Regions from separate parts of the Homo sapiens genome. Here region 1 is linked to region 2. The links are chromatin loops, found by intact Hi-C in ENCODE. Cell type or tissue: dorsolateral prefrontal cortex. All regions are shown on one strand. Each heading gives the region's core, and the rest is flanking DNA. Links, peaks and the distances in the headings are about the cores only. Region 1 overlaps CTTNBP2 (cortactin binding protein 2). Region 2 has its middle 140 kb from the start of CTTNBP2.

What was found. Peaks named below come from ENCODE experiments on the same cell type or tissue, not always from the same donor. Only the 100,000 strongest peaks of a DNase experiment are listed, where the experiment ranks them.
Region 1: it touches region 2 in a loop (2.5-fold over the local background); 1 of 110 quality-filtered maps calls a loop at or near these places.

The regions. Positions count from the first base shown.
Region 1 is chr7:117,822,865-117,838,586 of GRCh38, reverse strand. All of the region lies in intron 2 of CTTNBP2 (cortactin binding protein 2), which reads left to right. Among named protein-coding and RNA genes, the nearest start is that of CTTNBP2, 43 kb to the left of the region's middle. RefSeq lists a silencer at 13,088-13,657. In dorsolateral prefrontal cortex, for the core only: no CTCF peak of the experiment used is centred there; DNase peaks (open chromatin) are centred at 3,456 and 7,841; H3K4me3 peaks cover 1,038 bases; H3K27ac peaks cover 7,450 bases.
Region 2 is chr7:118,005,868-118,021,589 of GRCh38, reverse strand. No RefSeq gene overlaps it. Among named protein-coding and RNA genes, the nearest start is that of CTTNBP2, 140 kb to the right of the region's middle. In dorsolateral prefrontal cortex, for the core only: no CTCF peak of the experiment used is centred there; no DNase peak of the experiment used is centred there.

The sequences.
Region 1 (15,722 bases), core at 2,991-10,990, 180 kb after region 2:
TGAATATCTGAGGTAGTTTTTACAGATTAGTCCTGTGATTAATGCAGAGTTACTCTGTTAATGAATTTTTAAAATTTTTCTTTCCTTTTTCTTTATAGTAACAAATAGTGTCTAAAGAGAAGAATTGGCTGTAGTCTAAGTTATCCCCCCAAACAAGGTGTCACATAACCACATTAGACTCCTTGATGATATTAGCATTAGAGACCATGCTCATGTTTTGTGCCATGCCTTCTTTATAACAGGCCCCATTTTATGAGATCGGAAATTGAAGCTCAGCAGCTGAACCCTCCACATGGTCTTAGTAGCAGAAATACCATCTTTGGGCTCAGAGTTTAGTTTATTTTTCCTGGTGATTGCTAACACCAAAGATGGGCTCTGCTACTTGGGGAGGGTTTTATGGTAAGCATTCAAATATTCAGTGCTGCCTAGCAGCTTGGTAGGTGGTACTTATCTCTAGGTGAAGAGTATCTCATCTCAGGAGATTACATCCTTGAGGCTAATGTTTCACTTATCTATGGTCACATAAGAAACTACACCAACCAGTTTTGTGGCTTTAACCCATGAGTGATTAACTCTCAGATCTCTGTCTCTGGAGGCTGCCTGGGCTTAGCTAGGCTAGTGTAAGGGATAGGGTAATAGGTAGTGAGGCCACAAATGCAGATGGGAGCCAGATGTTGAAGGATACTGCAGGTTACAGTGTCAGGTGGATGTCACTTTTCTGGGGTATCTGGGCGGTCCTTTATAGACAGGTATGAGTCGAGCATCCCTAATCTGAAATTCAAAGTTCTCCAAAATCCAAAACTTTTTGAGTACCAACATGATGCCACAAGTGGAAAATTTTATACCTGGCCTCATGGGATGGATCACAGTCAAAACACAAAACTTTCATGCACGAAATTATTAAAAATATGATATAAAATTACCTCCAGGCTATGTGTATAAGGTGTATATGACACATAAGTGAATTTCATATTTAGACTTGGGTCTCATCCCTAAGATATCTTACTGTGTACATGAAAATATTTCAAAATCTAAAAAATCTGAAATTCAAAATAATTCTGGGTCCAAGCATTTTGACTATGGGATCTTCAACCTGTAGTTGGTATTTTCTCAACTAAGAGAGGCTGGTTAGGGCAAATGACAGGGAGGAAGAGAGAGCAGAGAAGGTAGCAGGGGTATACTGAGAGAGAGGCAGAAATCAGAAAAAAATATGCAAAGAATGCTGTCAAAATTAGTGGTAGTGAGAAAAGTAGTAAAAGTGTATTAGGCTGGTGGATGTTAGCAAGTGAACATTTTGTTGTTATTGGTGGTTTTGTTGTTGTTACAATAGTCTGGCATTCAATGGCTTAGGGGAATTTTTGGTTGCAAGTGACAGAATACCTCCTAAGAGATATATTGGCTCATGTAACTGAAAAATTACAGGACTAAGTCTAGCTTTTAGGTTTGGCTAGAAATAGGGGCTTAAATGATGTCAATCAGAACTCAGTCTCACGCTCCTTGTCTCTCAATCCTGATTTCTTTGGGTTAACTCTGCTCAGGCAAAACACTGACCCTGGATTCTCTGAAAAGTACAACATTGGTAGAATTGGATGGTGATATGGTTTGGCTGTATCCCCACCTAAATCTCATCTTGAATTATAGCTCCCATAATTCCCACGTGTTGTGGGACAGACCCCGTGGGAGATAACTGAATCATGGGGGCGGTTTCCCCCATACTGTTCTCCTGGTAGTGATTAAGTCTCACAAGATCTGATGTTTTTATAAAGGGTTTCCCCTTTCACTTGGTTCTCATTTTCTCTCTTGCCTGCTGCCATGATTATGAGGCCTCCCCAGCCACGTGGAACTGTGAATTAATTAAACCCCTTTCCTGTATAAATCACCCAATGTCGGGTATGTTTTTATTAGCACAGTGAGAACAGACTAATACAGACGCTTAAGGTATTTTGTACAAGAGTGACGTATTTCTTAACCCTCTCAATCAGTATTCTTAAAGACCACTCTCTTCAGTTTTGTTTTGTTTTTTTGAGACAGAGTCTCGCTCTGTCGCCCAGGCTGGAGTGCAGTGGCGCGATCTCAGCTCACTGCCAGCTCCGCCTCTGGGTTCATGCCATTCTCCTGCCTCAGCCTCCGGAGTGGCTGGGACTACAGGCGCCCACCACCACGCCTGGCTAATTTTTTGTATTTTTAGTAGAGATAGGGTTTCGTCGTGTTAGCCAGGATGCTCTGGATCTCCTGACCTCATGATCCGCCCACCTCAGCCTCCCAAAGTGCTGGGATTACAGGCGTGAGCCACCGCTCCCAGCCACTGTCTTCAGTTTTATAAAAAGAAAAGTGGGGTGGAAGGGGACATGAAATGCTAAGAAAGTAGCAACAGTTCTCAATTTACTAATCCAAGAATGGGCTTGTGCTTCAAACTTGAAGTAGCGTGAGAAGGTGGAAACAACAGTCTTGGTAATGAAGCCTCCCCTGTCCAGTCCTCCAGCTCAGACTTAGTCTGGGTGGTAGTTCATAGGGAGATATCAATTATCCTATTCCCTCTTCTTGAAAGTGACAGAACTCGACACTTTTCCTTGTGTCAGGCAACATGGCCTGTGCTGTACGTTACTTCTTTAAGCCTTATAGTAATCCCGTGACTTAGGTATTAGTTGTAGGTATTATTACTAATATTAGGTATTATTACCTAGTTTACACATGAGAAACTGAGGCTTAGAGTGGTTAGCAACTTGGCAGAGATCACAGAGCTAGGAACTTTAGAGCCAAAACTCAAATCTAGGCAGTTGAAAACCAGAGCCCCCGTTGTGGACTGAATTATGTGGCTCTGCATCCTTATAATCTCCAGTCTCTTTCCAGATGCACGACCAGACCCTCTGGCTTTAATCAAGACGAATGCGTGTTGAAAACTTTAAACAAATTAAATTTAACAATTCAATTGAGCAAAGAATGATTCTCAAATTGGACAGCCCCTGAACCAGTATAGGTTTGGTAGAACTCCAGAGTGGCCACATGGTCGATAACATTTATGGACAGAAAAAGGAAAGTGACTAGAGAGAGAAAAGGGAAGTGAGGGAAACAGCTGGATAGGTTACAGCTGAGTGTTTGCCTTGTTTGAATCTGCTTCTAACTGTTGACCCCCTGTGGTTGACTGAAGTTTGGCTGCTGTGATTGGCTGAGCCTTGGCTACTTGTTAGAAAAGTAGGTTCCAGTCTGTTTACACATTAAGTTGGGTCACAGTTCACTACATACAGAGAAACCTTTAGGCTGAACTTAAAACATATAAGATGTCAGCTTTGGTCTAAACTTAATTAAACATGAATTAGTGTGCATATCTTTCATGTGGACAAGACACACTGATAATTCACCATGCCATCCTTAGGGCTCAGAGAGAGACTCATTCCTATTTCTGCAAACACTTTTAAACTGCAACTTCAGCCGTCCCCTGTGGGAGGCTTAGTGTTGAGAGCATCCATTCATGTGTGGCAGCTGAGCTGCTCAGGTTTAGAATTCCACCTACGGAGGTGTGCACTGCAAGCTGTTTTTGCTTTTATTGACGCTGGCAATTATCTGAAGAGTTTAGGAAAATTGGAACACTGCTGCATCATTTTGAGGCATTTCCAAGAGGCAACTCTAAGTAAACAAATGAAACCTGAAGCAATTTTCCTGTGTAGCTTTTGAAGGGCCAGAATTATTTTGTTTTGAGTAAGTAAACCCAACCTAGCACCTTCGGTGTGGACTAAAGAATTAGTACATGCATTTCTATCCCTATGTTTAAACAAAATAGAATAAATTATAAAATCTCATCACTTCTTGAAAGCAATATTGAATGTTCTAAATAAGATTTCTCTTAATGTAAAATGGAGAAGTTTATGACTCGCACTAAAAAGTAAAGTGTGTTCATTTATCAATACTAAAAGTATTAGAGTACTTTTAAAAATGAGTTAGGTACATATTCTTTTCTTTATGTATTTACTAGAATTCTAACAATTTAGGATTTAAATACTAAACTGACGTTCTTGAGAATGAAGAAAGATTAGTTTGTTTAGATCTGCACTTTCCCATCATTTCCTAACTGGGGTGAGTGGTAAAGGAGTCATAAATAGGGAAAAAAAGGATATTAGCATAAGTTCTCAGTTCAGAGTCAGATTGTCTTCTCTGTTTGTTGCAGGTATTGTATTGCAAATTCCAAAATTGTATCACATACCCTTAGTCAAATATACATATGAAAATACATTCCAGCCCTGGCATGGTGGCTCACACCTGTAATCCCAGCACTTTGGGAGGCCAAGGCAGATGGATCACCTGAGGTCAGGAGTTTGAGACCAGCCTGACCAAAAAGGTGAAACCCTGTCTCTACTAAAAATACAAAAATTAGCCAGGTGTGGTAGCAGGTGCCTGTAGTCCCAGCTACTTTGGAGACTGAGACAGGAGAATTGGTTGAATTCAGGAGGTGGAGGTTGCAGTGAGCCAAGATTGTGCCACTGCACTCCAGCCTGGGCAGCAATGGAGTAAAACTACATTTCAAAAAAAAAAAAGAAGAAAGAAAAAAGAAAATATGTTCCAAAGTGAATATATTTTACTAGCTAAGCCACCATTAAGATGTTGTCTGTCTATGTATATATTTTTTAAAGGACTGTGAGTAAGCAGCATCTAAGGTTATTACTGATTAACATTTTTTTCTTTCAGCTGAGAAATTCTTAATTGAGAATCTCTATTTCAAAGCAGCAAGGCTGATCATTAAGTACTAACTCAATACTGGCATTAGCAATGGACACTTAAACTAATTGAAGAATTCATTGAGTGCTTGTTGTGTACTAGGTAAAGTGCTCACAATAAACATGAGTATGGCTTGGTCTCTTTCTTGTAGCTCTCAGCCCAGCCTTGGAGGACAGAGAGGAGATGGAATTGCAAACAGGTAACTAGGTTGTAGTGGAATATGAAGAATTCAGTGAGGATCTACGTACAACATATAGTGATCAAGGAGAATGGGCTCAGCATTAGGGTGGTTAGGAAAGGCTTTTTAGAGAAAGACAATCTAGACACTGTGGCTCTTGAAGGATGGATGCAGCTCACCAGCTGTACATACACAGGCATGAAACCACATGGTGAACTCAGGACTCAAAATTGTTCTGTAGTTGGAACTTGTTTTAAAATGCACTCAGGATTTGTTTTAATCAGATAAGACACACAAACACAGAAATGACTGTCATGAAGGAAGACGTTTTTATTCTCAGAGATTGCTAGAAACAGGAGGCAAAGCATGCCAATAGGACCACACGGGGAAGCACCAGGATCAGTCAGGAGGCAGAGAGAGTGAGGAGAAGCATGGCCCAGCACCTTCATTGTGGTTTCCATGGGAAGGAACGAATGAGGCAGGGGAAAGCAGGATTGAGATTAGCTAGTTTGAATAATTTCAGCAGATTCCTGGGCTGTAGGGACTGCCTCTGTTTGTGGGACTTATGGGATACCTGGACCTGGGGGTGATTAGTACAGGGAGATAGTGGCTTGATGTATGAGTTCCATAAAAGAAGGTTGATGGGCCAGATGCGGTGGCTCACGCCTGTAATCCCAGCACTTTGGGAGGCCGAGGTGGGTGGATCACAAGTTCAGGAGTTTGAGACCAGCCTAGCCAACATAGTGAAACTCTGTCTCTACTAAAAGTACAAAAAAAAAGAAAAAAAAGCCGGGTGTGGTGGCAGGTGCCTGTAATCTCATCTACTCAGGAGGCTGAGGCAGGAGAATTGCTTGAACCCAGGAGGCAGAGGTTGCAGTGAGCTGAGATTGCGCCACTGTACTCCAGCCCTGGCGACACAGTGAGACTCTATCTCAAAAAAAAAAAAAAAAAAAAAAAAAAAGGTTGATGAATGAAGGGCTATAGATTGATTGGTAGTCATTTGCTGTCTCTAAGAATTGGTTTCCCTGGGAAAGACGATCTCTCCCTAGTCAGTGATATCTCAGATAGTAGAGCATCAAGAATACAGAAAAAACAAAAATATAGTTAATACAAAGCTTCACAGGGAGAAAGGAGGAGATGAGTGGTAGTATGTAAAAAAAAAATGAGAGTAGAGAGAGAATAAAGAGTCAGATCATGGAAGAACTTGCTTGGTGAGGGTTTGGGCTGTAGTATTATTAGGTATTGGAGAACTCTTGACAGATTTGGAGAAATACGGTAATACCTTAGACCTACGTTTTAGGGCAGTCCCTCTTATCAGCAGAGAGGAAGGTTGACTGAAGGAGTGTTATGTCTGAAGATGTAGGGACTGAGCAGGAGACAGCTGAAAGTGTCAGTGTGAAAGATGCTGAGGGATAGAGTTGCATGGTGGCGGCTGGGATGGAGAGGAGGGGTTAAAGATGAGCGGGATTTATAATAGGATGTAGCCATTATAGTCCTTGACTGACTAGCTGTGGGCAGGGGGGAAGTGATGTCTCTGTGGACACTCAGGTTTCAGGTGAGTTGTAGGATGGCAGTGTCACAGCCAGGGCATGGAATGTGGGAGGTAAAAGGTGTGGGGTGGGAAAGATGAAGAGTTCAGTTTAATTCTTGTTGAGTTTCAGGGGGCTTGTTGAAATGTCCAAGCCAAGTTATTTAACAGGTAGTTGAATTTAAGGGTTTGGAATATGTCATTTTGGTCATAGAATACTGTTTCTAGAAGCTTAGAAAAGGAAGTGGAGAAGGCAGCACAGATAGAATTAATAACCTTAGAGAGGGGCAAAGAAACGGTTTCCTTTAAGAAAGAGAATAAGGTTGAGAGCAGAACGTTGAACATACTTGAAAAAGAAACTGATCTCTAGCATGAAGAAGAAAGCAAGATTGAATGTCACGAGGAGGATAAGGGTGGGTTAGGAGTGCAGTGAAGGTTTGGAATGTCCACCTCGAGCCACAGACCCAGGAGAGAATAGGCTCCTTCTAGCCAACATGATCCATTGAAACTGTCAAGTCTTGGCTCCTGGGACCCAGGTGAGTTTGGAGACCTCAAATGTATACAGTCTTTCAAATGTGCTGTTGTGTACTTTAGAAAGAGCACAGATGGCAGATTCTGGATGGACCCAAGCTCACAGTATTGAGAAATAATGGCTTGAATCATATTGGCAAGAAGGAGCCTACCCTCTCCTGTGTCTGTGGCTCAAGGTGGACATTCTAAACTTCACTACACTCCTTATCCTCCTCATGACTTTCAGTCTTGCTTTCCTCTGGAGCAAAAGATGATTCTCCAGAATCATCTGGAGAAATGTTAAGAGCTCTACACTGGATGGAGAGAAAAAGTGCTTGGAGAGTGGGAGATAAGTTGGGGGAAATGCTGAGATCTTTGTGTAGTCATGATGAAGCCCACAGACATGAAGGTGTCAGGGAGTTCTAATGAAGGCTGTTGGAGCCAAGGATATTAAGAAATAGTGAGCTCTGATTCTTTTGCTTATCCACATGATTCAGGGACTCCTGGATAACGACAGAGTTGTTGGTGAATGAGGGGACTTAGGTCTTTAGATAGCCATGTTTATGTTTTATCTCTTAAGTGCTTGAAAAGTTTAAAATGTAGGTTTAATAGCCAATAAATATTTCATACACAGTTAGAATTACACTTTAACCCTGAAGTTCATTTACTTTAAGAAACAAAAAAATTAAAAAAAAAACTTACATGTGAAAACATTATCTTTTTTCTAGCCAAGAGGATTCTTTGACTATTTGGTAGTCTAGGCTATTCATCTCCAAAGTGGAGTTCAAATATAAATCCTTGTTATGACCTTGTGAAACAAAAACAATCATTACTTCCTCAATTAATTCAGCCAGAGAAGTGTTTATTTTCTGTGCAGAGCAGGCAGCTTCCAGAAGTGCCAAGTAGCCAGGGAAGGGTGGCGTTCATTCTAGAGAGGGAGGCGTTCCTAATAAAGAAAGAGCAGTCAAACAGGGTTGCAAAACCGTCAGCTGTTTAATGACTCTAATGTCTTCTTGGGTCTGTTCTCCCTCCAAATAATATATCAGCTCTAAGGATATTTCTCCCAATGGCTATGTATTTGGCTTTCTAATTCTTTACTTTCATTTCCAAATCAGTTTGAGTGTTCATGACACTCTAAGAGCAAGGAGGAAAGATTAGGAATGCCAGACGCATTGATGTTCGGTATGTCTCTGGCTGTTCACTCATTCACAAGCTAGCAGGTTAATTGATCTTGGGGTAGATTCTTAATATATCATGGTGCTAATGAATTTTTTGACCTTAGGAGGTCTCCATGGAGCCCTTGCTGTCGGCCGTGTAGTATGACTTTGTAGCTCAACAGAATTATAGTGAAACATTGTAACTTAGGTCAGCTTTAGAAGTACATTCAATTAAAAATAACTTGATTGCCTGTTGTACACGCTGTACATGTACTTGTGCATGTATTTTAAAAATCTATTTTTAGAGTCATTTTAACATTGAAAAATGGAAATAAAATTAAGACTGTTGCCAATACTAAATTAGCTTCCAAAGTAGTAATTTTGGAAATGGGCTATCAAGATATTTACTTGCCTAAATTGATTTTTAAAAATCATTTTGGTGGACTCTTCTGTTGATACTCCTGTTTCTATGGAATGGAGTAGGAATTGTTTCTATGGATGCCAGGCTTAATTCTCAAGTACATGTTATCTTTCTCAAACACAGCTGCAAGAATCCATGTGCTTGGTACCAATATTTAAAAATAGACTACACAGGCAAAACAGTCTGTGCATTCACAGGCAAGCATGATATTATTTTAGAGGGCTCTTCTAAATTGTGTGGCTGTACTGAGACAGCTCAAACTATCAGGATGCCTCATATATACTCTGACATCTCCTCTTGTATGAATTCTGATGTGCAGTTGGTCAATCAGTTTGAGCATGGAGCTATTGTGACCAGAGCTATGGATGTAATTCCTATTTGGGGCATTTACTGTAGCACAGAGGCAGTTAAATTATACCTGGGTCCTTTTCCACTGGCTGGCCACATGGGGAGATAGTGAGAAACAGGAATAGGGCGTGAGCATATGTGGATCCCTCATTCCTAGAGCATATGTGGATCCCTGTGTCCTGAGAAGGTCCACAGCATCATCTTCCCAATACAAAGAAAAGGTGTGCAGGTGAAAAGGAAATGAGTACCTTTAGTCTGAACTGGTAGTTCTGTCTGCCCTGGCTGAGAGACTGACCACAGGCTTTAGCCTTGCCTAAACCAACACTTCCATGTAACTGATGGGTTTTAAGAACAGACATATTTTGGGCAGAAGCTGAGGACCTTAGTCTCATCCTAACTTTATTATTTTTGCCATCCTTTGTTCTCTATGAATATTAATGAGAGACTAAGGACATTAAAGGACAGAGACAGATGCCTTCAGTAGCTGCTCCAGAATAGAGGGAGTGGGAATGGTCAGGTCCTGACCTCCTTCCTGCAGCAAATTCCAACAAGCGCTGTTATGTGCCACCTACACAGAAGAGTGGTGTCATATGCTCTGAGGCCACTGAGGCCTGCAGGCTTGTGCTCCACTTTCAGTGAGAAAGTGGGTGGCGTAGCTTGGAGAAGAGAAAACAGATTCCTACAAGAATAGATTTTAAATATATAATTCAGTTTTAGTCTTTTCAGAAATTGACCACAGCCAGTCATAAATCATGTTGGAGAGTCAGGAAATGATTAGCATCTGTCTTGGGCTAAACTCCTTTGGAGCAGACACTACATTTCACTGTTTTATAATGTGTAACACATGTTTACATTCTTCTAGCATTTATTCTGTGTTACAGACTATTTAATAGACACCACCCACTTCCCATTCTGCCCCCAAATGCCCAACATAATAAGGAAGACAAGGGAAGCTGATTGCTGGAGAAAAATTGTATACACATAGACAGTTCTTGATGAATTTTCATTGAATAAATGATGTAATATAAATAGCAGAAATATAAATAGTTGAGCTTTTATCAATGTGAACAAACACAAACAGGCTTGTGACAAATGGCCTGTTCAGTTTTACATTGCTGATACCAATTAACCTATGCACTACACTTGATGGTTTGTAAAGCATTTTTTACAGCAGTTCATACATTACCTACAATGAAGGAAGACAAAATAGCATGATCTGAAATAGATTCTTACCCTGTTACTGCAAATGATACTTGTCCTGCTGCGATGTGCCTACCCTTTAAGCAAGACCAGCTCTTCCCTTCACCTTTTGCCTAGGTCCCTGTACCTCTGACTTAACGGTAGCCAGGAGTGCCCTACCCACAGTTTGCACATATGCCACCCATCTGGGGGGCACACATGTTCTTTATTCTGGGAATAAGATGAAGTTACCCTGAAAGGACTCTTTGCTTTCTAGTCTGCCCCATGATCCTTTTCTGTCAGCCTCCAAGGTTTTCTGGTTTGCTCTGGGAGTAGCAGGAGGTATACCTTCTCTCAAGGACTGGGGAACATTTATTTAATGGTGGTAAAATTACTGGCAGGGTTTGAATAAAGACTGCTTTCAAACTGTTGACATTCCTTTTCCCTTGATTGCTTTTGATATGGAGTGAGTCATCTTCAGCTGGTAGATGGTGAGAATGTTAAGATCTTTCTGTTTATTTTTTCCAGATGCTCAGTGGTTCATGCAGTTGGCGAGTTACTCCTCAGTGGCCAAGGCTGGTTCTTTAGGGAGTTTGGGGCTGGGCATAGTGGGAGTACAGGAGAACAACTGCCCCCACCATTCGCTCTTAATGTCCTGGGGAATTTAATTTTTAGCCAAGTCAACTTGTGTTTCTTGGAGCTATAAAAGGGACTGTATTTAAAATTTTTAATCACAACTTCTGCCTACAGAAATTATCTGTTGTATTATCCCTAGTAGACAAGAAACTACCTTTATTTCTGTGTTTTTCACTTTTTAAATTTTGTGTGTGGGAATGCTTCTGTTAACTCTTGTTTCCACAGCCACTACTGTTTCCCCATTTCTTTTCTCAAGTCACATATAAGTAAGCATTTCTGGAATTATCATACTGCAAACTACATTCTCCCCGAAATATTGAAACACCTCAGGGAAACTTCCTGCATTCTCTTAAAGGTTTTCACTTGCTTGCTTGTTTGTTTGTATACGTGCTCATGTGTCTATTTTTTGTAAGAAGCTTAATATTGGGAATTTTTTTTCTGTTATGAGTTGAAATGTCCTAGACGATTAAACACAAACACACATGATCAAAGCCAAATAAGAAAATGCTTCTGTGCAGTCATAATGATGAGAACAACATACAAGTGGGGGAAACTCCTGTTTGAAAATTTCCAAAACAGGAATTTGGTCTAGCAAACATGAAAGCAGTACCTGCTAAATCCTGCACCAGCCCCCACTCCCAGTATGCTTGCTACAGTGATATTCATCTCCCACAACATGATGATTGCTTCTTTGGACAATATCAAACCCTTCTTCAGAAGCCTTATTTTGTAAACACTTGCTTTAGAAGTAATGGTCAATTGGCCAGGTGTGGTGGCTAATGCCTGTAATCCCAGCGCTTTGGGAGGCTGAGGCAGGCAGATCAATTAAGGCCAGGAGTTTGAGACCAGCCTGCCCAACATGGTGAAACCCTGTCTGTGCTAAAATTATGAAAATTAGCTGGGTGCAGTGGCATGCTCCTGCAATCCCAGTTACTGAGGCTGAGGCAGGAGAATTGCTTGAACCTGGGAGATGGAGGTTGCAGTGAGCTGAAATCGTGCCACTGCACTCCAGCCTGGACAGCAGAGTGAGACTCCATCTCAAAATAATAATAATAATAATAATAATAATAATAATAATAATAATAATAATAATGCTCAGTAGAAATTTTAACTTTCTTTTAAATTATTGAAAGAATATTTTCTTATAGATGTTCTAAGTCATCTCTTTATAGGAGCTATTACTATAATTAGCTAGTTTATTATAATATCACAAACTTTGATAAGTTTTATGGGATTAATGTCACAAGTGTTGATAAGTTTTATGATAGGATTGCTTAGAAAATGGTATCAATTCAGGATTTAGAAGCTTGAGAAAACAAAGGATATGATTTAGAACTTCAGTAAGTGAATGGCTTTTGTACATTTGTTATTTTAGGGCTACAAACAATATTTATACATTCATATCTAAATTTACCCTGAAAGCTGAAAAACATTTATTAATAAGGGAAAGACTTATAAAGTTAATGGTATATCTTTTTTTCCTAAATGTGATGCTTTAGAACACATCATTTGACTTACGTTAGAACTGATTTCATGTATTAAAGAATGGCATTGAAACAGGATTCTGTTTCATTTTTTAAGTCTTTTTTGCTCTGTAATCCTTTACAAACTATCTCTTGAAAAGATTTATTATTTATATTTTCTCTCTGCATGGAGTGTTATGTTCATGCATGTTTCTGTAAGTGTTGATAATGGTGAGTTCATTTTCATCCTTGGGCACGTGGATTACAGTTGACATAATTGGCTATGTTTCATGAATGCCCCCATAGTTCTTGGCCCTCAAAGGTGATGAGGGGCTCTAGAATAATGGGTGGTTGGGAGTGCTGAGGTTTTCCCTTCTGGAATGTGATGCAATTGAAGAGAAAGAACAGTTGTGACTGTGTGGACACACACATGAAAACAGTCACCCAGCATGCTAGATACCTGATAAACTGCAGCTGGGAGTTCTAAATAACATGGAAGCTTTGGCACTGGCACGTGGCTTCCCATTTCCCATTTCTCTAATGAGACATCCTAAGGATATAAGAATAGGGAAAACCTTACACCGCCGCTACAAACTAGAAAGAGCATCATCATTATCATAATGATAACTGATTTGTTGCATGCTTCCATTTGTTTAGGTACCCAGCCAAGTGCCTTACATGCATTATTTCTTTTTCTTCTTCAAAGCAACAACAAAATTCTGGTTTAGGTACATTACTGCCTTCATGTAACTGATGAAGGCTCAAGGGTAGTCAGTCAAATAACCAACCCAAGTTTGCATAACTTTGAAGCGACAGATTCTATATCCAAATCCAGTTTGACCTCTGAGCCCATCCCTCTACTGTTGCACTAGCTGTATCCTGAAAAATAAAGGAATGCCTGCTAGATTTAATGTCTATATAACCAGGCTGAAGGATAAATGAGAACTGACTCTTCCTGAAACCCTGTGATGCTCTGGAAAAGAGCTAGCCAATGCCTACCCTCTTGTATTTGGAGAGGCCAAGGCAGAAAGTGGGATAGGTAGGAGTTGCTGATTGAAATCCCTTCTGTGACTGTGAAGGAGACGTACCAGAAAGCAGCATTGCAACAGTGCATGACTCAGACAGAAGCAACAACCAGAGAGCTGGTCATTCCCTTATACTCTGCAAGGACAGACGATGAGAGACTTTTCCTTGTACCTAGTAAGGAGACACAGCCAAAGAGACTGCATATCCTTAACACAGATGGGGGATAAAACCTGTCTAGGAGCCCATTTGTCTTGAAGGGCCTGCCATTGGCCTTTACTCTCTCTCACTCAAATGAAAGGAGCAATGAAATGTACATTTGTACCAGTCTACCCACCGACTCCTGGTATTAAGCATTTTAATGGCAACCAGCTGGGCAGTAAATATATTCAGAAAGATTCTACCTGCATGCCCTGCTTATGGATAAACACCAGATCTGAGTTAACTCCTACTGGTCCAAGGATGGAGTAAACAAGAAAAAAGAAAACATAAGGCCCATGAGAGATCTTGCAGGATAGAACAAGGAAGATAACGTAACATTTAAAATGCAAAGGAACAACTTACATTTGACAAAATTATTACAAGAAACAAATTTTAGAGTGTCATTTTTAGATACCATCTGTCTTGTGTCTTACAATTTGAAGAAACCTAGGCGTTGAAGTGAAGGAAGCCAGATTGTGAAGGGTGGACTAGCTGTGAAGCTAGGGAAGAGAAAGCATTGAATGGGACATAGATCTTGGAGGCAGATTGCTGGGAGTGAGTCCAGGCTCCAAATTTCTAGCCATGCAGCTGTGGGCAAGTCCCTTGCCCTTTCTTGGTGCTACAGTTTTCTTATTTTTAAAATGAGCATCACAGTACCTACATAGTGTGATTGTTATGAGAACTTAAAGTATATCAGCAGAATTAAAGCATGTATTGGAAATAGCAGAAAAAATCAACACTGTTAAAAAATTGAATCAGTAACAAACTTAAGAAGATCTCCCGGAACCCAGTGGAAAGGATTAAAGTGATAAAGTAGAAATGAAGATTCGTGTATGTGCAAGATACAGAATGGAGATCCACCAGGAGAAAAATTGATGTTCCTCAAAGAGACCAGAACAAGTGGAATGAATTCTACCACCAAGATTTCACATAATTTTTAGATTAAAAGGGCTATATGCCCAGAATATACCAGCTGATGCCAAGAATAATCTTAAAATATTATGTATTTTAAGGTAAGAAAAAGAATTGGCTTAATAAGGTAAAAAAAAAAACCAGAAAGTTTACTGAAAAGGAGAAAAATCTACCTGACCTCAGGCTTGCTCTTGCATACTCTTGAATTCAGGAGATGTTGAAATTAATATCTACTGTTGTGAGGGTTACCGCCTAAGCATGTTTTTACCAGACCAAGGCAGTGTTTACATAAGAAGAAAGTAGAAATCATCCTCAAAGTGGAAAGAATATAAAATATTTCCACCTAATAGCTGCTTGAAAAAAAAAAAAGACCTGAAAGATTCCTTAGTTGGAAATAAGCATAAAGAAATTAGGTGAGCCTGGACAACATGGTGAAACCCTTTCTCTACAAAAAATACAAAAATTAGCCAGTAGTGGTGCTGTGTGCCTGTGGTCCCAGCTACTCTGGAGACTGAGCAGGGAGGATCACTTGAACCCAGGAGGTCAAGGCTGCAGTGAGACATGATTGCACTCCAGCCTGGGTGACAGAGCAAGACCCTGTCTCCAAAAACAAACGAAAAGTGTCCAAGAAGAGCAAGAAATCAGTTACTAGTTCTTATCCTTGGCTGGGGCATCAAAGGACTTAAGAGAATCAAGTGGACTTGCCATTGAGTGTTGACCTGACTCTGAATGTTTGTGGAGTTATGCAGGTGATTCTTATGCGTGGTTAGGATTGAGACCTGCTTTAGCAATTTTATTCAAGATAAAATAAATACAAAGAAAATTAGGCAAGTGAGGATATTACCAAATATATAAAAATATTTCTTTTATTTTCAAATTTATGCAAATTTATTTGAAAACATAAACCTTTCTAAGCTATTAAAGCAAATTTTAATATATTAAACAATTTTTTTCAACCACAAGACTTAATTTTATGAAAAAGTCTTTTAAATGTATCTCTAATTTACGTATAATTCCAATCAAAATCATAATTGCTTATTTTTCGAAGCAGATGAAATCTAAATTGCATCTAGAAGAATAAGCTGGTTGCATAGCAAATTTTAAGAAATGAACATTGTGAGAGAGTCTTGTCCTACTGGTTGGTAGCATTTACTAATATAAATTAAAACATTTACATTGGGGAATTATAAATAGAAAGACAAAGGAAACAATAGAAGATTCAATAACAGGGCCAGTGTTAAAGAGATAATACAGTTTATAATGATAAAAGGGACAATTTATCACAAAGACATAAGTGTTTATGTGGCTGATAACAGAGCCTCAATATACATGAAGCAAACATTGACAATTAAAAACAAATAGACAATTTCATAATCATAGTAGCTTTTAATACCTCTCTCAGTAATTAATTGAACAGCTAGAAAACTCAGTAAAAACATAGAAAACATAAACACCC
Region 2 (15,722 bases), core at 3,201-11,200:
TATGGCCATTCCTGCAGGAGTAAGGTGGTATCACATGGTGGTTTTGATTTTGCATTTCCATGGTCATTAGTGATGTTGAGCATTTTTTCATGTTTGTTGGCCATTTGTATATCTTCTTTTCAGAATTGCCCATTCATGTCCTTAGCTCACTTTTTAATGGGATAGTTTGTTTTCTTGCTAATTTGTTTGAGTTCATTGTAGATTCCGGATATAGTCCTTTGTCAGATGTATAGATTGTGAAGATTCTCTCCCACTCCATGGGTTGTCTGTTTACTCTGCTGACAGTTCCTTTTGCCATGCAAAATCTCTTTAGTTTAATTAAGTCCCAGGTATTTACCTTTGTTTTTATTGAATTTGCTTTTGGGTTCTTGTTCATGAAATCCTTGCCTAAGCCAATGTTTAGAAAGGTTTTTCCAATGTTATCTTCTAGAATTTTTATAGTTTTGGGTCTTAGATTTAAGTCCTTCATCTATCTTGAGTTGATTTTTGTATAAGATGAGAGATGAGGATCCAGTTTCATTCTCCTACATGTGGTTTGCCAATTGTCTCAGCACCATTTGTTGAGTATGGCGTCTTTTCCCCCATTTTGTTTTTGTTTGCCTTGTCAAAGATCCGTTGGCTTTAAGTATTCGGGTTTATTTCTGGGTTCTCTATTCTGTTCCATTTTCCTATGTGCCTGTTTTTATACCAGTACCATGCTGTTTTGGTGACTATGGCCTTATAGTATAGTTTGAAATCAGATAATGTGATGCCTCCAGATTTGTTCATTTTGTTTAGTCTTGCTATGGCTATGCAGGCTCTCTTTTTGGGTCCATATAAATTTTAGGATTTTTTTTCTAGTTCTGTGAAGAACGATGGTGGTATTTTCATGGGAATTGCATTGAATTTGTAGATTGCTTTTGGCAGTTTGCTCGTTTTCACAATATTGCATGAGATATGTTTCCATTTTTTGTGTCATCTATGATTTCTTTCAGCAGTATTTTGTAGGTTTCCTTGTAGAAATCTTCTACTTCCTTGGTCAGGTATATTCCCAAGGATTTTATTTTATTTTTGCAGCTATTGTAAAATGGATTGAGTTCTTGGTTTGATTCTCAGCTTAGTCATTGTTGGTGTATAGCAAAGCTACTGATTTGTGTACATTAATTTTGTATACTGAAATTTTGCTGAATTCATTTATGGGTTCTAGGAGCTTTTTGGAGGAGTTTTTAGGGTTTTCTAGGTATACAGTCATATAATAAGCAAACAAAACAGTTCGATATCCTCTTTACTGATTTGGATGCCCTTTATTTCTTTCTCTTGTCTGATCGCTCTGGCTAGGACTTCCAGTACCATGTTGAATAGAAGTGGTGAGAGTGTGCATCCTTGTCTTGTCTCAGAGGGAATGCTTTCAACTTTTCCCATTCAGTATTATGTTGTCTGTGGGTTTGTCATAGATGGCTTTTATTACATTGAGTTATATCTCTTGTATGCCAATTTTGCTGAGGGTTTTAATCATAAAGAAATGCTGGATTTTGTCAAATGCTTTTTCTGCATCTATTAAGATGATCATGTGATTTTTGTTCTTAATTCTGTTTATATGGTATATCACATTTATTGACTTGCATATCTTAAACCATCCCTGCATCCCTGGTATGAAACTGACTTGATCATGGTGGATTATATTTTTAATATGTTGTTGGGTTTGGTAAGCTAGTACTTTGTTAAGGATTTTTGTATCTATGTTCATCAGGGATATTGGTGTGTAGTATTCTTTTTTGGCTATGTCCTTTCCTGGTTTTGGGATTATGGTGATACTGGTTTCATATAATTATTTAGGGAGGATTCCCTCTTTCTCTATCTTGTGGAATAGTGTCAATAGGATTGCTACCAATTCTTTTTTGAATGTGTGGTAGATTTCAGCTGTGAACTCATCTGGTCCAGGACGTTTTTGTTGTTGTTGGCAATTTTTAAATTACCATTTCAAACTTGCTGCTTGTTATTGGTTCGTTTAGGATATCTAATTCTTCCTGCTTTACGGTAGGAGGATTAAATCTTTCCAGGAATTTATCCATCTCCTCTAGATTTTTTAGTTTATGCACTTAAAGGTGTTCATAGTAGCCTTGAATGAGTTTTTGTATTTCTGTGGTGTCAGTTGTAGTATCTCCCATTTCATTTCTAATTGAGTTTATTTGGATTTTCTCTCTTTTTTTCTTGGTTAATCTTGCTAATGGTCTATCAATGTTATTTATCTTTTCAAAGAACCAGCTTTTTGTTTCATTTATCTTTTGTATTTTTTTATTTCAGTTCCATTTAATTCTGCTCTGATCTTGGTTATTTCCTTTCTTCTGCTGGGTTTGGGTTTGATATGTTCTTGTTTCTCTAGTTCCTTGAGGCATGAACTTAGATTGTCTATTTGTGCTCTTTCAGACTTTTTGATGGAGGCATTTAGGGCTATGAGTTTCCTCTTAGCACCATCTTTTCTGTATCCCAGAGGTTTTGATAGGTTTGATAGGTTGAACTGTTGTCGTTCATTTCGAAGAATGTTTTAATTTCCATCTTGATTTCATTGTTGATCCAATGACCATTCAAGAGCAAGTTATTTAATTTCCACATATTTGCATGGTTTTGAAGGTTCCTTTTGGAGTTGATTTCCAGTTTTATTCCACTGTGGTCTGAGAGAGTACATGATATAATTTCAATTTTCTTAAATTTATTGAGACTTGTTTTGTGGCCTATCATATGGTCTATCTTGGAGAAAGTTCCATGAGCTGATGAATAGAATGTATATTCTGCAGTTATTGGGTAGAATGTTCTGTAAATATCTGTTAAATCAATTTGTTCCAGGGTATAGTTTAAATTTTTGTTTCTTTGTTGACTTTCTGCCTTGGTGACCTGTCTAGGGCTGTCATTGGAATATTGAAGTTTCCCACTCTTATTATGTTGCTGTCTATCTCATTTCTTAGGTCTAGCAGTAATTGTTTTATAAATTTGGGAGCTCTGGTGTCAGGTGCATATATAGTTAGGATTGTCATATTTTCCTTTTGATCAAGGCCCTTTATCATTATATAATGTCCCTCTTTGTCTCTTTTAACTGCTGTTGCTTTAAAGTTTGTTTTGTCTGATATAATAATAGCTACTCCTACTGGCTTTTGGTGTCCATTTGCATGGAATGTCTTTTTCCACCCCTTTAAGTTAAATTCATGTGAGTCCTTATGTGTTAGATGAGTTTCTTGATGACAGCAGATAGTTCATTGGTGAATTCTTATCTATTCTACACCTTTTAAGTGCAGCATGTCGGCCATTTACATTCAATGCTAGTATTGAGATATGAGGTACTATTCCATCCATCGTGCTATTTGTTGCCTGTATACCTTGGTTTTTTTTTATTGTATTTTTGTTTTACAGGTCCTGTGAGATTTATGCTTTAAAGAGGTTCTGTTTTGATGTGTTCCTAGGATTTGGTCCAAGATTTAGAGCTCCTTTTAGCAGTTCTTGTAGTGCTGGCTTGGTACTTGTTACTTCTCGTAGCATTTGTTTGTCTGAAAAAAACTCTTTTCTTCATGTATGAAGGTTAGTTTTGCTGGATACAAAATTCCTGGCTGATAATTGCTTTGTTTAAGGAAGCTGAAGATAGGGCCCAATCCCTTCTAGCTTGTAGGGTTTCTGCTGAGAAATCTGCTGTTAATCTGATAGGTTTTCCTTTATAGGTTACCTGGCACTTTTGCCTCACAGTTCTTAAGATGGTCTTAACTTTAGATAACTTGATGACAATGGGCCTATGCGATGATCTTTTTGCAATGAATTTCCCAAGCATTCTTTGAGCTTCTTGTATTTGGATGTCTAGGTCTCTAGCAAGGCCAGGGAAGTTTTCCTCAATTATTCCCCCAAATATGATTTCCAAACTTTTAGATTTCTCTTATTTCTCAGGAACACCAATTATTCTTAGTTTGGTCATTTAACGTAATCCCAAACTTCTTCGAGGCTTTGTTCACTTTTTCTTACTCTTTTTTCTTTGTCTTTGTTGGATTGGGTTAATTCAAAACCTTGTCTTTGAGCTCTGAAGTTCTTTCTATCCTTGTTCAGTTCTATTGCTGAGACTTTCCAGAGCATTTTGCATTTCTCTAAGTGCATCCATTATTTTCTGAAGTGTTGATTGTTTATTTATGCTATCTATTTCACTGAAGATTTCTCCCCTCATTTCTTGTATCATGTTTTTGATTTCCTTAAATTGGACTTCACCTTTCTCTGGCACCTCCTTGTTTAGCTTAATAACTGACCTTCTGAATTATTTTTCAGGTAAATCAGGGATTTCCTCTTGGTTTGGCCTATCGCCGGTGAGCTAATGTGATTTTCAGGGGTGTCAAAGAGCCTTGTTTTATCATATTACCAGAATTGTTTTTCTGATTCTTTCTCATTTGGGTAGCCTATGTCAGAGTGAAAGTCTAGAGCTCAAGGTTGCTGTTCAGATTCTTTTGTCCCACGGGGTGTTCTCTTGGTGTAGTACTCTCCCCGTTTTCCTAGAGACATGGTTTCCTGAGAGCTTCTGGATCTAGCCACCCAGCAGGTCTACCAGGCTCTGGAGTTGTACTGAGGGTTGTCTGCACAGAGTCCTATGATCAGAACCATCTGCAGGTCTCGCAGCCATGGATCCTAGCATCTGCTCCAGTAGATGTGGAAGGGGAGTGAAATGGACTCTGTGAGGGTTCTTAGTTTTGGTTTTTTAATACACTATTTTTGTGCTGGTTGGCCTCCTGCCAGGAGATGGCACTTTGAAGAGAGCATCAGCTGTGGTAGTATAGGGAGGAACCAGCGGTGGGCAGGGCCCTAGAGCTCCCAAGAGAATATGCCCTTTGTCTTCAGCTACCATGGTGGGTAGGGAAGGACCATCAGGTGGGGCAGGGCAAGGTGTGTCTTAGTTCAGACTCTCTTTGGGCAGGTCTCGCTGCAGCTGAGTATTTGGGATGTCTTCCAGTTCCTGCAAGAGCAATCCGCTTCCTTCAGAGGGTCTGGGGTTCTCTTGGCTTTCCTGGTTTATTCCTGCAGTAATTCTGGAGCAAAAGTTTGAGATGCGAGTCTCCACACACTGCTGTATCTGCCTGCATGGGAGCTGCAATCTAGTCCTGCCTCTTGCCTGCCATGATCCTGGGGGTTTTATCTTAAAGGCATTTTTCTATTCAGATAAAAAGAGAGAGAGCACCAACAATTATTTAGAGATTTTGATGGGGTAATGAGTGGTAACTACAAGAAAGGAGCAATATCTCTGACCTACTCTCAGCAGAGCCTACTTTCTAGGAAAACATTCACTAGTGTTGATGAACTTCAGAGTCTATTGTGACAATGGTGCAGATCTGGGTTGGGCTACCCATGTGAGAATTTTGGGATATATGTCACAGACCAACTTAAAGGAGGAATGAACCCACAAAGCTGGCATCTTGTGAACCATGAATCAAGCTAACATCTGTCAGTCTTCAAAGATTGAGCCTACTAATTGCCCAGCACTGAAAAAGGCTATAGGAGATAGAAAAGTATAACTTATAGTCATCACTTTCAGCCATATAGCAGTTTCTCACCTTTATTATCTTTTCTGTTAGGTAGTCTCGACTAACAGGCTTTCTATCTATGCAATGAGGATATTTCCAGCTCACTCACCTGCCATTTTAATGACTTTTCTCTGAATATTCTGATCCTCTCACTCAGTTTTCCCTAAATCCCAGCTTCACACCTACAAAATGCCCCTGTGACTTCAGAGCAAATTTCAGTGACTTTCATCACTACCAACAGAGCTGGTTAATAGCGAAGATGAAAAGTGGGAAAAGGTAAAAACACACCCCACAACATACATGTGTCTACAAAAGTTGTCTAATTTATCTCACTAACTTTTAGTGTTCCATTTGTGCTTTGCAACGTCTTTTGTATTTATTAACAATGTTTATAAACATTAAATTAATAATACAAAGTTAATGAACATTAACATCCAAGAGAATGCCAAGCAAGTGGAGAAACTTAGATGCCCCCATTACAGAACATTAACAGCACTGGAGTTGCTTTAGATGTGGCAGCTGCAAATGAACCGTTGCTTCCAATCTGCAGTATTTTTCAGTCCCCAAGTGAAAATAAACATGCCACTTGAAAAAATAAGATCGGTATTATAGCAGGGTAAATTAGAGTGGCTATTAGTATATTAATTGAATACCAGATGGAAAAGCAAAACAAACAATTGCCTGCCAGTCTCTACAGGAAATGTCTTCTAAATATTTTAGAAGAAATTCTAAAACAACATGTGGTGGTGAGGTATATGGGTATATATTTTCAGTTACCCTGAGCTTACTAGTGACCAAAATAGCCCGTGAAGTCGGAAATTGTAGAAAATTCTGCCAGCAATTTAATTGGGAGTGACCTTTTCAGATGACAAAATGGATATTAAGTTTTTGGTGTAATTGTTATTAGTTTAATTATCCTGGAAGTGTATTGTCTTTCTTGCCTTGTGCAAAACTATACACTGTGGCCACATTGGTCATGGTGGAAGATGAGTGCAATTCCAGGGGCCCAGAAGCTGGTGGGTGAGTCCCTGGCCAGGGACTTTAAAGTCCTTCCTCTAAGCTGTCTGCACTGTCCCCACCCACAAATGAAGTATGTGAATGATAAAGTGTCTAACAGCCCACAATTTAGCAGCGACTATAAACATCGCTTAAATCAGCCACGTGCTATAAAATGTGTTCAAACATAAGAAAGCATTTCTGAGACCTTGCTTAGTTCTATAGGGAATTGTTCTTTTTTAATTTTTTTTCAGTGTATTGTTTTCTAAAGTATAAAAGACTTTTTGTACAATAAAAAATACTCTTGGAGGTGTTATGTCCCTACGGATGTCTTACTTATTTTAATATAGACTTTCAAATGTTAAAGCTGGTTTACAATCATTCTTTGTTAAACTGAATTATTCATCAAACTTGATTGAACATATATTATGTATCTGGTAAGTTGGGCACAGAGATGGATAAGGACACCTTCTCTGCCCTGATGGAGTTCCCAGGTGAGGGCAAGGCCAGTTGTCTTTCCCAATCGCTGTGATGCAATGAGATAAGAGCAGTAATATGGATATGGAAGATGTGCTTCAGGTGGGCTGCAGGTGAGAGAACATTTGACTGTGCCTGGGAAGGTTAGCGGGAAGCCCGAGAGTAGCCCTGAAGGCCAAATAAGAATTCTCTTTGAAAGGGAGATCTTTCAAAGGAGAGAAGCTAGTCTAACTTTTTGGCATCTTTCAGCTCTTGCCTTTCCCAAATGTCTTCTGAAAATCTACTGCTACTTGAGGCTTCCAAGCAGGATTAGATACACTCCTAGGTTGTCTCTTGACCATCACTCATAGCTATCATCATTCTGTGTTTTAATCATTTGCTTCTTGGTACCCCCTCTAGGTATTATTTTTCTAGGAGTATCAAAATTACTCATTGTGGAATCCCTAGCCCAATGCCTGGCTATATAGTAGCAACTCATCAATGTTAAATAAAACAATGTTTGAGATAATCTAACATGATACGAATGCAGGGGACATGGTGGTCTGAGTCAGATTGCAGTGGGACTTATGTACACTGCTACATGATGTTGCAGACCTTATTATGTGTTGGACAGCAGAGATTCAATGTCTGCTTTGAGTAGTAAAGTAGAATGGTGCTTCTGGTGGCAGGGTGGGGTGTGGGTTGGAATGGAGAGTGGCTGCCAGCTGGGAGATGTGTCCCTGATCTCCCTCTCTGAGTGGACAAACACAGTGGGTAGAGACTGGAGCACACCAACCTACAGCCTGGTTTGGGACTGGGGTTTGGGGGTGGTGCAGGGAGAGGACAGGTTTTGAATAGTAACATCCTGTGGGATTTCTAAGTTAGTCACCAAGCTGGCAACTGAATCTAGGTTACTGAGTTCCAGAACATGAAGTGGAGGCATGGGAAGGCCAAGAATAGGAGGTCAGGAAGTGAGGACTGACAGAATCCCCCACACTGAGCAGCACATGGCCACCAATTGTCATTTATTGGATGTGGCTTGCAGTTAATTGGTGGTGAAAGATAGGTGAGTAGAGAGGGAAGAAAAGAGAAATCAAAAAAGATCTTAGTTAGGGTAACTGGGTGAGTGCTGACGCATTAACAGGCTAGGGAAGGAAAGCGGAGGAACAGCAGCAGCTTGCCAGAGCCACAATAGGAATGTGCAGCAGGGAGAGAGAGGGGCAGGTGGCAGATAGCAAATGATTTTTGTTGAGTTCCAGTTGGGGAACTTAGAAGAAAACTAAGATTTTGCATTGTGTTTGAAAGTTAATCTACACAAATCACTTTTTGTCTTTGCAAAAGTAGCTTTTTATGAACAGAAATGCCTTTAGCTACATTTCTAATTCTAAGAGAGACTGTTCAATTTTTCTTATACTAATTTAGTTTATTAGAATCAGATAAGGGAGGTCTGAGTCAGTGAATTTAGCATCCCAAGGTTGGTGAATAAGATCAACATCCCAGGGCAAATGGTTTAAACATTTAAGTAAACTTTTTTTTTTCTACAACAAATATTTTCTTCAGATTCCTATGATAAACATGGATAGTCCCAAGATTATAAGTTAGCAGAACTTGGAACCACCTACAAAAACCATTCATTGTAAGAAGAAAGAAAATAGACTTAAATCAAAACCTAATTTTATAATGAAAAGATCTAGAATAAGTGTAAACTTAAGATACATTTTATAACTGATATGTAAATATTCTCAAATCTTCTCTCTTATCTTTCTAAACAAAATGTATTTGTTAAACCAATGCTTTGCATTTTCAAAATTACTTTTATCAACACCTTTTTAAACTTTCTCTCAATTATTTTTGCCAAAATAATTATGACCCATGAATTTTAATAGAATTTTACAGTTTTGTCAATTAGCTTAGCCAAGGATATTTGAGGCTTATCATACTTTTGTCATACTGAGTGAAATGTTCTGTTACTCTGCTTCTTTTTCTTACAGTTTTTCTTTTTTCCTCCTAGCTCAGAATAGGAGTACTCACCGCTGTGCCAGAGAGTATGAAAAGTCCCAGGAAGAGCTTGTCATTTTTTTCCTAGAGTATACTTTTTACTTGAGGAACTTGAGGGTTGCAAAATGGGTGGGGGAAGGAGGCTAAGTAATTTAACACATTTTTATATTAAAATAAAATATGCTATATTATGCTAGAATGAAAATTCACGTGAACTTATACACATTAAAAAAGAACAGCAACACAAGGCCTCAAACAGCCATTATGCTGGCTGCCAGCATATCAGCTTCTCACTTCATCTCTTGGTGAGACTTCATGCTTTCCAAAGATGGTCTCACACATGGGGTATTTATACTCATCACTCTGGGTGCTGTTCTAAACAGGCCTCAAGAAGATGGTACGACAACCCAAAGTAGTGCTACACTCTATGTGCACCACCTCACTCCTACCACCTCTTCCTGATAGAGTCTGAGCACCTATGAAGATACAGTGCTTACCTTACCGCATAACAGTTACTGCATGTCTGTCTGAAGTGGCAGTGCCTTGTGAGCAGGTGTGTCCCCCTCCCCAAATCATTTCCTCTATCCCCACTTCCTAGCTCCTGTCACAAAGTATTCAATAAATGTGTGTCAAGGGAATGGGTGAATGAATGAATGAATGCATGAGTGAGTCTTCAGAACTATCCAGGACAGACCACAATTCACATACTCACACACAGAACAGTCTGATAATGACCCTGGGGTCAGCCTCATGTTTAGTCTGAGGTGAGACTGATGACACTGTGAGGTGACACACTAGCTGCAGAATTACCAGGGAGCAAATCTCATCATCAGGGGCAGAGACAAGGAGGGTCTCCTGGGAAATCAAATCTTGATCCAATAACCAAGGAAACTAGATTTGTTATATTAACGAAGTGTATATACTGACGCAAACTCGCTGCAAGGAGAGACCCTGTCAGAAGATTTTCCACTCTTCTGGCAGCTAAGACAAAAGAGCAGAAAAAAATAATACCATAAAAAGATGTGCTTCGAATACTGTCTATTGACCACAACTGAATTGCTCTTTTGCAGTCAACGCATTTGTCATCATTCCAGTAACCATTGTGTCCAAATAGATTACATCATTAAGATCATAAGAATATCAACTCATCTTTGCCACATCCCATTTTATCAGGCATTCAGACATGGTCTGAGAATTAGTGGGTTTTGTAAATGGTAAAAAAAAATGAACTGACAATGAAAATAAAGTGAGTTTTGCTCACAGACAATAAACCTAAACTATGCGGCAGTTGACTATTGCAAAGCTTGAAAGAGAAGGGGATTTCATTCATTCAACAGATATTGAAATGCTATATAGATGCCAAGCACAGTATTTCAAGCACAATAAAAGGCAAGATAAAAATATGAGTAAAAGGCCAAATAAACATAAAAATATTTTCCTTTCAACAATGTGTCAAGAAATCTGAAGTGTGTATAACATATTTTGTTGTTTGTACATTTACAATAGATATCATAGTAGGTGTTTAATAAATGATGTAGTAGCTATATACCTCCCTAAAGTATGAATGTGGACATTTTCCCTATCCACTCTGCACTCTTCTGATGAAGCCTCTCCTAATAAGGAGGCATCGGCGCAGTGATAGAGAAGTGACTTTTACACTCCTTTTGCAAATTTGAGTTGCAGACAGAACAAGGATGGACAATGACCTTAGTATGCCTTGGTTGGTATCCTACTTTCACCAGTTACTAGCTGTATGATTTTTGGGCAAAGTATTTGAGCTCTGTATGGCTTAGTTTCTTCATTAATAAGTAGAAACAGTCTGTTTATCATCCCACTGATAATGGTTTCGGTATTTGTCCCACCCACATCTCATGTTGAAATGTGGTCCCCAGTGTTGGAGGTGGGGCCTGGTGGGAGGTATCTGGGTCATGGGGGTGGACACCTCATGGCTTGATGCTGTCCTCATGGCTTGATGCTGTCCTCATGATAGTTCTGGTTGTTTAAGAGTGTGTGGCACCTCCCTGCTCTCTCTCTTGCTTCCACTCTTGTCATGTGATGTGTGTGCTCCCGCTTCACCTTCCATCATGAGTAAAAGCTCCCTAAGGCCTCTCAAGAAGCTAAGCTGATGCCAACGCCATGCTTCCTGTACAGACTGTGGAAACCTCTTTTCTTTGTAAATTACCTAGTCTCAGGCATTTCTTTATAGCAATGCAAGAATGGCCTTACACACCCACCTACCTTCTTATGGTTATAATGATGAACTGAGATGATCTATATAAAATGCTCAGAGCAGTTCTTGGCACACAGAGTATATGCAATAAAGCCAAACAATTATTTACCTGGAATCCTGGCAGACGGAAACATTTGACTGAATAGATAAAAACAGTTTACTCGGAAGTGGATTTAAAAACAAACAAACAAAAAAAAAAACAAATAGAAAATATTCTGGAATGGGAAGTTAAGTCCAGAATGGAAAGAGCTCAAATCCACAAATGTCACTGGGCATTTGTTATGTCCACAACATTGCACAAAGTGCTAAGAGGATGCAAATGGCCCAAAGGCTCATTTCTGTCCTGCAGAAAGATTTCATTTGGAGCAACAAGACAATAACAGATGGAAATAGTTAAATAGTAAAAGACTGAAACAACCATTTAAGGCCCGCAATCAAAGAAATGTCACAATATTTTTTTTTAAATCTGTGGAATTCCAGAGTTAAATTACTTATATCATAATTTAAACTTAAATATGTATAGCCATAAACAAGGTATACTCCATATGCTTATAGTTCTTAATAGCTATGAAGCCAAAACATATTTATAAATTAAATATAACAAAATATTTATATTTTGTTATATAACAAACCACATATTCCAGTTAACAATGATCAGTGTAATGTGGTAATACTGTTTTACTAAGGCTAAATTGCCCCTTTCAGGATGAATGCAGTGTTGACTCCATGGCACCAGTTCTTTTGAGTTTGACATGCTCGTACAACTGTGTGCTGAGTAATGACATCATTCTCCAAGTGCTTTTTCTTTTTGAATGGTGAATGGTCATTTCTTTCTAGCATGTAGAATACCTTACTCTCATTTAGCTTTCACTTAATGCAAGAGCATCATTTGCATATTGTCTGCCTATGTTCTTTTCTTAATTAGCTTGTTACAATTAAAGTGGTACTAATCAGGACCAAAACAGTCATACGCACAAATGGACAGTGAAAATATTAGGCAGTTCTCAGTCATAAGGTATTCATCAAGTGATCCAGAGCATGCTTATAATATTTTTTAGATTATCATGGAAATGAAACATGCAGATAGTCACCTACAAATTCTCATAGAGAACTAATGGTACCTGAGAATAGGTTTGAGGTTGAGAAAGGCCACAGTAAACAGTTAATTTCCAAGTGGATTTTACAAACAGGCAATATAAGTGCTATAGAAATTGAAAGAAGGAATGAAGGAATGAGCATTTTGTGTTTAGGTGATGAATGAGGTAGGGCTTGTGGAAAAGACAAGACTTTGGAATATGATAATTATTGTGGTATAGGACACATTTAGGCATGCTCTTGGAGACAAGTACCTGGGTGATGGGAAGTGTGGTCCTACCTAAATAGAGATCTTAATTTTTGATCTGTGGATTTCTTTTCCTTTCTTTCTTTCTTTCTTATTTTTTTTTTTTGGCTGGGCTGGGGGTGGCGGGGGGGAGCATATAGATGAGGTCTTGTCATGTTGCCAGGGCTAGTCTGGTCTCAAACTCCTGGGCTCAAGTGATCCTCCTGTCTTGGCCTCCCAAAGTGCTGGGACCACAGGCCTGAGCCACCACACCTAGTCTGGATTTCTTAAATAGCACACAGAATTTATATGACACAGTAAAGAGAAAGACTGCAGGACAATGTGATGTTGGGAGAATTACGTTTGTAGGAGGGTATCTTAATGAAGCGCATAAAGGATTTAGGTTTTCTCGCCTGTGGAACTGTTAGACAATGGCTCTGGCTGATTCATAAGTAGTTTATATTAGGAGAAACCTTTGTGTTTAAGGGAGAATCCTTGATATGACAAGAAGTGTTACACATTTATTAGACCCAACTAACTTTGACCTATCCTTGTTATTAACCAAATAAGAGAATGTTTGCTTCCAGAATGCAGGTCCAAGTTACCCTTTACTAAGTTCCTATTTATCTAGCATATGTTGAAAGTTTTAAAGCCAATAAGAATACTTAAGTACTATATATTCACAATGCAGAATTCTTACACTAAGGGGATATATCTGCTGAGTAACTGTAGAAGATTGCTCACAGGTGTTTCCTATGAGCTGAATTGTGTTCTCCTGCAAAATTCATGTGTTGGAGCCCTAACCCCCAATGTGATTGTATATGGAGATAGGGTCTTTAGGAGGTAATTAAAGTTAAAAGGTCATAAGGGTGGGGCCCTAAACCTATAGGATTGGTGGCCTTATAGGAAGAGAAAGAGAGAGAGAAAGAGATCTCCCCCAGCCATGTGAGCACACAGCAAGAAAGCAGCTGTCTGCAAACCAAAATGAGGGCCCTCACCAGAAAACAACCATGCTGGCACTCTGATCTCAGACTTCCAGCCTCCGGAACTGTGAGAAAATTTCTGTTGTTTAAGTCACCCAGTCTACAGTATTTTGTTATGGCAGCCTGTGCTGGCTAATACAGTGTTAAACAAAACACTGATCTTCCTTCTGATCAGTGCTGTTTTCACTTATTTCATTTTCTTCACACATACTTTTGTCTAGTAAAAAGGCTTCCAAATTGACAGTATGGATGATGGTATGGTAATTTTGCCTGGTTTGTTTTCATTTCACATTGTCTTATGAAGGCAAGAAATTACATTCCAACTGACCTCTAGAATGTTATTTGCAGTACAGTTTTCTAGGCTGCAAAAATGTGTTTTCACTGGTGAAACCTGATTCTTGTTTCTGGCACAGTTTGCAAAATTGCTCCAGGTGCCAGGTGAGTTCTTTCACTCAGGAGGAAAATAAATTTCACAGGTTTTATTTTGCATGTAAAATCTAATTCATGCCTCTAAAAACAATAAGATATGGAGCCTAACTATAGTCTATCAAGGGTATGAGATGGGAATGAACATCAGTGGAAACCAAATTTGTAAAAGAAAAGAAAACAGCTGAAACAGAAGCTTTTAGCTGATTTAAATTCTCCTTATTACATTCCCAGGCGTCTGTCTGAACAGCAGAATAAAATTCATGACTATGGAAATTGGAAGAACACAAGTGTGGGGCATGCTCTTCTGTGTGCTTTCACGGAGGGGTTGTCACAGGTTTAACTGACCTTTTATCCTGCTGTGGGCTGTCACGGGTCTATCAGAGGAGGAGTCTTCCAAGCACAAACCACAGGAACTTTGTGGAGGAGGAGGGCCAGCGCTCTCTTGGAAGGCAAACAGCTCTGAAGCTCTGGATGCTTTGCCCAGTATCACCTTTAACACATTTCAATTCACTTCGTTACAAACAACTTAACCGTCACAGAGGTGACCTTTCAACCTTGGGTTCAGATTGTTTTTGGAATTCAAAACAGGTCAATAGTGTGCAGTTTCCATCCTCTTAAAGCAAGAGGCCTTTGGCTCCTAGCCTCAGAGGGCATTCCTGATGATGTGCTTTAGGTTAGGGTCAATGATGATGTGGCAAAAGGTGAGTGTTTTCGTAGGAATGAAATTTAGTCCATAAGCTAAGTTCCTATTGCATTGCAAGTTGAAACAGCTCCCTTGGATGAGGTTCTGTCTCATTCTGGGGCCATCTTTAGTTCGAGGCATGAATTGGGGGGTGGTAGCTGGTACAGTTTGTCCTCTCTCTTTACTGGTGTTCAGGTTGATCTTTCCTATCTAAGTTACAGTAGTGTCCACTCAGGAACCCATTCCAAGGCTGCTTGGGTCTGGCTTTCTCTGAGTTCATTATGGTGACCCTCTCAGGGGCATGGCCCGTGCTGCTGTGGCTCTGAAGCACAGGGCTGTGAACAGGTTTGTGGCCCTTCATAGTCCTCATCAACTTTGTGCTATGCCTAAGCATACAGGAACTATTCCCCTGCTCCTGGCTTTGGAAGGAGGTTCTAGAGGACTGTGCAGGCACATCACCAGGGTATTTCTATTCTCAGGTCTTGCTGCTTCTCTGATTCTATATTGGAAGATGGGTATGGTTCCCCTCTGAATTCAGATCCAGAAACTCATCTATGTCTTCTCTTTCTGCCCCATCTCTGGACTTGCAGTTCACAATCCCAGCCAAACTCCAACGCTTAGTAACACATGATAGCCACTCATTATTCACCTCCTCTCTGTCTCTCCTTGCCCTCAGCCCTAGAAAACCACCCATCTTGCTGGGTTCTCCATTACTGAGTCTATTTAGAGTCGAGTTTTTTGCTAGTCAAAGCCTCTTTCTGTATATTTTGTAAAAGTACCCTTCCCTGATGCATAAATGCCTCATAATTTATCTGATGAATTATCGTCTCATTGTATTATTCTGCTTATGTTCAATCTTTCAAATGGATAAAGTTGATACCATCTTTCAAAGTAACTCAAATGAATATCCCAAGTATCCTTTAAAATGCCATTTCATTTTCTGGGAAAAGAGAAGAAGAGCTGGCCATCAGTACAATTATAGCACTGATCATACTCATCCTCAGTATTCATTGTCTCCTGTACCCTACTTCTCCTGTAGAATTCCCAGGCTCCCATTAAGACCTAGTTCCCTCTCCTCTTGTGGTTTCTCTCCTCTTCTCATCCACGG